2 separate regions of the Homo sapiens genome follow, and region 2 is linked to region 1. A link is a contact called in ENCODE Hi-C or POLR2A ChIA-PET data. All regions are on one chromosome and are shown on one strand. Each heading gives the region's core, a stretch centred on a gene start or an enhancer-like site at or near the end of the contact. The rest is flanking DNA. Distances are from core to core; before and after follow the strand shown.

What was found. A loop is a pair of places that touch in the nucleus more often than their neighbours do. ChIA-PET counts read pairs that join two places held with the same protein, here RNA polymerase II (POLR2A). Pooled maps may share reads with other maps.
Region 2: a loop to region 1 is called in a map of aorta, with 7 times the contacts of the local background. The contact joins the promoter of SLC3A2 here to the promoter of CCDC86 in region 1. A Hi-C loop is called at or near these places in 1 of 168 maps with a recorded cell type or tissue (aorta) and 7 of 50 pooled maps. POLR2A ChIA-PET finds 5 or more read pairs at or near these places in 2 of 52 experiments (H1 and activated T-cell).

What each region holds. Positions count from the first base shown.
Region 1 is chr11:60,840,547-60,843,954 of GRCh38, forward strand. CCDC86 (coiled-coil domain containing 86) reads left to right here and starts at 1,567. Exons shown (of 4, transcript NM_024098.4): 1 at 1,567-2,336. The coding sequence starts at 1,579. CCDC86-AS1 (CCDC86 antisense RNA 1) reads right to left here. Exons shown (of 2, transcript NR_182293.1): 2 at 1,260-1,434. RefSeq lists enhancers at 657-1,856, 1,763-1,992.
Region 2 is chr11:62,879,103-62,882,510 of GRCh38, forward strand. It overlaps SLC3A2 (solute carrier family 3 member 2), which reads left to right and starts at 1,794. Exons shown (of 9, transcript NM_001013251.3): 1 at 1,794-2,345; 2 at 2,791-2,964. The coding sequence starts at 1,922. RefSeq lists enhancers at 1,116-1,165, 1,535-2,426, 1,816-2,085, 2,070-3,269, 2,506-2,785.

The sequences.
Region 1 (3,408 bases), core at 317-2,816:
GCACTGGAGAGTGATCCCTCCAGCTGGGGACAAGAGCTTAGGAGGCAGGGCAAGCCAAGGGGGACTGGAGCAGGGCAGAGGGGCATACAGTCTCCTCCAGCACTCTGGCAACACCTGCCGGGCTTGGTTCTGAGTGTCAGATCATTGGGGTCTCCAGGCAGGGGCAGGGCATTTAAGGAACTGAATGGAACTCACTCCTCTGACAGTTGGGGGGTGGAAGAGCTGGGCAAGGAGGTGTCCCGGCTGCTTCTGCTGTGGACAGCTGCATGGCCGGAGAGGAGCAGTGAGGCAGGCAAAGCCCCCCTGCAGGGGTCTCCTTGACTCAGGAACATGAGGAAGATGAGGACACTCTGATCCCTGATATTCTTGGACAATTTCCCAGGCCCTCTCACAAGCCCGCAGCTGGAGAAACAATGGTTTCTAAAAGAAACCACTGGAATGTCAGACGGGGCCCTGGGACCTTTAATGGCCAACCCCAGGCAGTTCCAAGAATTACACAACTGGGCCACTTCCAAGATGTTCTTCCTAAGAAGCATGCTGTAAGTAAATCAAAGCCCCACTCCTAGGTCTCACACGAAAGTCTCCACAGCCCCACATTCCCCAACCCCACATCCCGAGAGTCTTCTCTAGGCCTTGGGAGGTCCAGAAGTCAACACCTGCTCACTGGTGAGGTCCCAAAGTGCTTAGTAAGCAAAGTACATTTACAGGTGAATAGCAAGGGAAGGGAGGGGAGGCGAAGCAGGTTCACACACGAGCAAAAACCACTGTCTGGGCTGAAAGGAAGATCGGAGATGATCCAACCCGTTTCTAGAACTGGGGTAGAAGAAGAGGGACGTGGGAGGATATGCAGCTGGTCGAGGGCCCAGGTGAGCCACAGGACAAAGGTGGTGCATCTTATTGGTACCTCAACTTCCCTCACAAACGTTGAAAACGCTGAAAAGGGAGGGAGAGCTATGGATTATATACGGAAGCACAGGACGGAAGAATCAAGAGTGTGAACAATTAACACAGAAAAGACCGATCTTCCACCTCCAGGACCCCCAGGTAGCAGTCCCTCAGGTAGGTGGGAGGAGGACTCTGACAGGATCATTTGGGATGCACGAAGCTAGTGCAAAATGACCCCTATTACAAATGAGAAAACAGGCCCAAGGAGGGCAGGACTCTGCCCAACTGCACCGGAGTTGGCTGCAAAACATCCACTGGGCCTTGCCTATGGGCTCCTCGGACCTTTTTTCGACTCTGTTCTCTCCCTGAAATGGGTCCTCCCACTTTCCCTTTTCTACTTGCTCGCTCTTCTTTCCCCAGGAAACTTTGCAAGAAAGGCAAAAGCGAATCCCAGGAAAAAGACTGGCTCATCAATCACATGTTGACTGCGCTCGCGCGAATTGCGCATGCGCATGCTGAGCCCCACTCTCCCCAACCCCGGTCCCGCCTCTCCACCCCTCACCAACATGGCCGCCTCAGCAACAGCCCCCCTCCTGTGCGTCACGGACGCGGCGACTCCTGACGTCATAGGAAGGCGCCGGTTTCGGCGGGGGCTGCACGTGCGCAGGGGTGTGGAAACTTACCGGCTGAGCCATGGATACACCGTTAAGGCGCAGCCGACGGCTGGGAGGCCTAAGGCCCGAATCCCCCGAGAGCCTCACCTCAGTTTCGCGGACGAGACGGGCCCTTGTGGAGTTCGAGTCGAACCCAGAAGAAACGAGGGAGCCCGGGTCTCCTCCGAGTGTGCAGCGGGCTGGCCTGGGGTCCCCCGAAAGGCCGCCGAAGACAAGCCCAGGATCACCCCGTCTGCAGCAGGGTGCAGGCTTGGAGTCACCCCAAGGGCAGCCAGAGCCAGGCGCAGCGTCCCCCCAGCGTCAGCAAGACCTACACCTGGAGTCGCCTCAAAGACAGCCAGAGTACAGTCCTGAATCCCCACGATGTCAGCCGAAGCCAAGTGAGGAGGCACCAAAGTGTTCTCAGGACCAGGGAGTACTGGCCTCGGAGTTGGCCCAGAATAAGGAGGAGCTGACCCCGGGGGCCCCCCAGCATCAGCTACCGCCGGTCCCAGGATCACCAGAGCCTTACCCCGGTCAGCAAGCTCCCGGTCCGGAGCCCTCTCAGCCACTACTGGAGCTGACACCCAGGGCACCTGGCTCCCCCCGGGGTCAGCATGAGCCGAGCAAGCCACCTCCAGCTGGGGAGACGGTGACAGGCGGCTTCGGGGCAAAGAAGCGAAAAGGTTCTTCATCCCAGGCCCCAGCGTCCAAGAAGTTGAATAAAGAGGAGCTTCCTGTAATCCCGAAGGGGAAGCCCAAATCGGGGCGAGTGTGGAAGGACCGCTCCAAGAAAAGGTGAAGTGGGGGACAGCATGGACAGGGGTGGCGTTCTCTATGGTGTTGGGACCCCGCCTTTGCCCTGCTGCAGCCTGGAGAATAGCCCCAGGGTTAGAGAGAGCTCACGTTAGTGGGGATGTTAGCAAACAGGTAATTACAATCAGAATGTGGTAAAATGCCCTGGGATCCCGGAGAGGGTGGGGCCAGGCCCTCAAAGATCAATTTCTCTGATGCCTTTCCTCCTCAGGGTCCCTATGGGCCTCTCCTGTAGCACCTCAGGTCTGTATTCGTTCAACAGACATTTACCGTTGTCTGCCCTCTCTAGTGAGAGAAGCAGAAGCAAGTAAACCAGCCATTACTTGATCAAAGCAGTGAGGTCTTCATCCAATATAGTCTATTACAGTTATTTGCCTTTAAGATAAAAAGTATTACTGAGCACTGATTATATAAGGATTTACCAGTCAACAGCCTTAATAAGGATTTACCAGTCAACAGCCTTTCAAACATGGAACAGCATGTGTCATCACGCTTAATCTGCACGTCAGCCCTGTGAAGCAGGCGGTGTTATTATTCCTGTTTTTTGTGTGAGGAAACCAAGGCTAAATGAGTGGTAGGCACAGGACCTGAGCACAGATCTGATTCCGAAGCCTGTGTGCAAAAAACCCCTTTACCCAATCCCTGTAGATCCACCTTGAATTGGATTGCGACCTTCTTAAGGGGCAGGCACGAGATCTTTCTTGTCTTTCTGTGCCAAGGGCATAGTAAATGCCCAATGAATGCTTATTTAATGAAGGAACGAAGTAGCTCATCTGAAGAAGGAAGAGTGTAGGCTGCCATGAAGGAGAGGTGTGGGATTCAGTTCCAATTCGAGCTAATGGGAACCACAGGGGAGAGTCAGGGATGTATGCCTGTGAGGGACCATGAGGAAGGAGGGTGTTTTTAAGGAAGAAGCTGACTCTGTGCCAGGCTTCGTGCTAGGCCCTTTTCTTGTATCCTTAAAACCCTAGGCTGTGGATATTATCCCCCCACCCCTGATGAAACAGAAGAAACTGAGGCTTACAGAGTAATTTACTGCAAGTCTCCCATGGGA
Region 2 (3,408 bases), core at 544-3,043, 2.0 Mb after region 1:
TATCACCCAGACTGGAGTGCAGTGGCCCATTCTTGGCTCACTGCAACCTCTACCTCCTGGGTTCAAGCGATTCTCATGCCACAGCATGAGAAGTGGGATTACAGGGATTAGTAGGTGGGATTACAGGTGTGAGCCACCACACCCAGCCAGGCCCAGATAATTTTAAAATTTATTTTTTTATTTATTTAGAAATGGAGTCTCACTATGTTGCCCCGTCTGGTCTTAAACTCCTGGCCTCAAGGAATCCTCCCTCCTTGGCCTCCTAAAGGGCTAGGTGACAGGCATGAGTCACACTGCGCCCAGCCTTGAGCTTTTGTGCTCGAGATATAGTCCATTCAGAACCTCTGGTTGGCACTTCTTATCTGGCACATGCAGGGCACCTTGGATCTCTTATTATCTTTGAGCACTGGTCTGAACCCACTTGCTTGCCTTCTCCCAGGGGCTGCCCCGTGCACCCCTTGTTCCTAGGGTGGGGATGGGGTTGGATGCCTGGGGTTGCAGAGGGGACTAGCAGAGGGTGACCCTTTTCTCTATGCTATTACTTCAGATCTTGGCTTTTGCTTTCTTCCAAATACACAGCAATCTTGGCTTCCAGCCTAGGTGGGAAAGGGAGAAAGAACCGATTTCCTCCAGCTCCTCTCTGAAAGTAGCCCAACTGGCACTGTTTAGGAACAAGGAGTTCCTGAGAGTGTTGGCACCCCACGGTGTTGATGTCCGGTAGTTCCCTGCTGTGAACCCTGTCTCTGCCCCACTTCAATCCAAGGACCCTGTGGAGGGAATTCTAGGCTTCTTCAAAGCCTCTGCAGTACCAGCTGCCTCCAAGGCCTAACATAGTGAAGTGATAGGGAGACAGGACCTTGGGGGAGTTTGGGGATAACTGTGGGAGTTCCTGCAAGGTGGGTAAGAGTCTGGCCATGGCATCTTCTGGTCTATTCCACAAAAAAGGTGGATGCCTCTGAGACCTAGCTCTGTTATGTTCATTACAGCCCTATCAGTCTCTTCTGGATGTCTGATTCCTAGCTGCCAAACATCCAGGTGCTAGCAGCTGGGGGTGGGGTAGGATAAGAAGGGGGGTGTCTACCTCAACCTTCCTGCCCAAACCATTCATTTTAAAGTACTGTGAAGAAGGCTGGATTAGTGTTAAATTCAATAAAGTTAACAAAGCAAAGTATTGTAGTGAGTACACAATAAATAGTTGCTGCATGAGGAATTTCTTGAAATGAATTCAAGATGAGTCTTGAAAAACGAGTGGGAGTAAGCCGTGCACGGAAGCAGAGGTCTAGCAGAGGTCTAGCGCCAAGTCCCAGAGGCCTGAGAGGGCAAGCCTTGGTGGGGGAAAAGGCAGAAGTTGTGACTGGCTGCCTCTGAGAGTGCAAGTAGCCATGCAAAGTTGGGAAAACCAGACGGCGGCCGGAGCCGTGAACCAGGGGCAAATGGAGGATGGTGTTGGGGTAGTCACTAGCCTGCCGGAATGGAAGAAGAGGGGCGTTTGGGGGCGGTAAGGCCTAAAGGACACTGGAGGGGCCTCGGGATTTGGGGCAGGATCACAGGCCTAGTCCACTTAAAGGTGGCTCCGTGCCAGGCCTTCCCAGAATCAGGTTGAAAAGAACTTTAGGGTTAGACAGGTTGGAGATGAGAAATTGGACCATGCAGGAAGTACTGTCGGAGGCGTGTTCCTGACTTTACTACCCTGAGCCGCCCACGGCTGGGGCAGTCCCCGAGGTTCCACCTTAAGGGGCGGGCCGGGGCGGGGCTCCGCTGCCCCTTCCCAGAGGCCGCGCCTGCTGCTGAGCAGATGCAGTAGCCGAAACTGCGCGGAGGCACAGAGGCCGGGGAGAGCGTTCTGGGTCCGAGGGTCCAGGTAGGGGTTGAGCCACCATCTGACCGCAAGCTGCGTCGTGTCGCCGGTTCTGCAGGCACCATGAGCCAGGACACCGAGGTGGATATGAAGGAGGTGGAGCTGAATGAGTTAGAGCCCGAGAAGCAGCCGATGAACGCGGCGTCTGGGGCGGCCATGTCCCTGGCGGGAGCCGAGAAGAATGGTCTGGTGAAGATCAAGGTGGCGGAAGACGAGGCGGAGGCGGCAGCCGCGGCTAAGTTCACGGGCCTGTCCAAGGAGGAGCTGCTGAAGGTGGCAGGCAGCCCCGGCTGGGTACGCACCCGCTGGGCACTGCTGCTGCTCTTCTGGCTCGGCTGGCTCGGCATGCTTGCTGGTGCCGTGGTCATAATCGTGCGAGCGCCGCGTTGTCGCGAGCTACCGGCGCAGAAGTGGTGGCACACGGGCGCCCTCTACCGCATCGGCGACCTTCAGGCCTTCCAGGGCCACGGCGCGGGCAACCTGGCGGGTGAGTGCAGCGCGCCCCCGTCCCGGGTACCTCCGGTTGAATCTGGTGGCTTGCACCGACCCCCTCCCCTGTCCCCAGACGGATCTAGATGGTTCTTCCCTCCATCCCGTACCGACGACTGTTCCCCCTTCCCCCACCCCCTCCCCGGCACATTGTCCTTCCCTCCTTTCTTTGAAGAAAGCCGACCCGCCCCTCACTCCGTCACGAGGGTGGGTGACTCAGCGTCCTCCTTCCCCGCGGCGCCAGAAGCCAGTTGCAACCGGTTTCTGAAGTAATGTGCAGGACTCCTTACATCAGCTCCTCTGAGTCTCGTGATTCAGCCTTGCCTCCCTCTCTCCCCCTTTGCCCCCTCCCCGTCCCACCCTTAGGCGCTGGGAGAAGGGAGGGTGGGGAGGTCAGGGGCCTCTCAGAGGGGCCTCACTTGTTAACCCAGCCCCCATTTCAGGTCTGAAGGGGCGTCTCGATTACCTGAGCTCTCTGAAGGTGAAGGGCCTTGTGCTGGGTCCAATTCACAAGAACCAGAAGGATGATGTCGCTCAGACTGACTTGCTGCAGATCGACCCCAATTTTGGCTCCAAGGAAGATTTTGACAGTCTCTTGCAATCGGCTAAAAAAAAGAGTGGGTATCCTGGGGTTCCCAAGGAAACAGCTAGAAAGGACTTGGCCAGAGGAAAAGTAGGCTAGAACTTTTGTCTGGTTTCCTGCTAACTGGCTCTGAGTTTTCCTAGGGCAGGTAGAGGGGAGATTTGTTAGTCTTCAGCCTAAAATGGATTTGTCCAGTCGTCTGGGGGCTTTCTACTTGGCTGTGGAATCTTGAGCAGGTCATTTAACTTCTGGGCTTCAGTGCCCTTATTTGCAAAATATAGATATTTACTAAACCAGTGGTTTTAAACTTGTAAAACAGTAGGTTTTTTTGGGGGGGGGGAATCCCAAATATTGTTTTACGACTCGATATAGACACATGTTTAAAAAGGTTCACTTTGGGAGTGGGGAACACAGGGGCCACTTCTCTGCACTATAAACTTTCTGCCTTCCAATATCTTTTTTTTTTTTTGAGATGGAG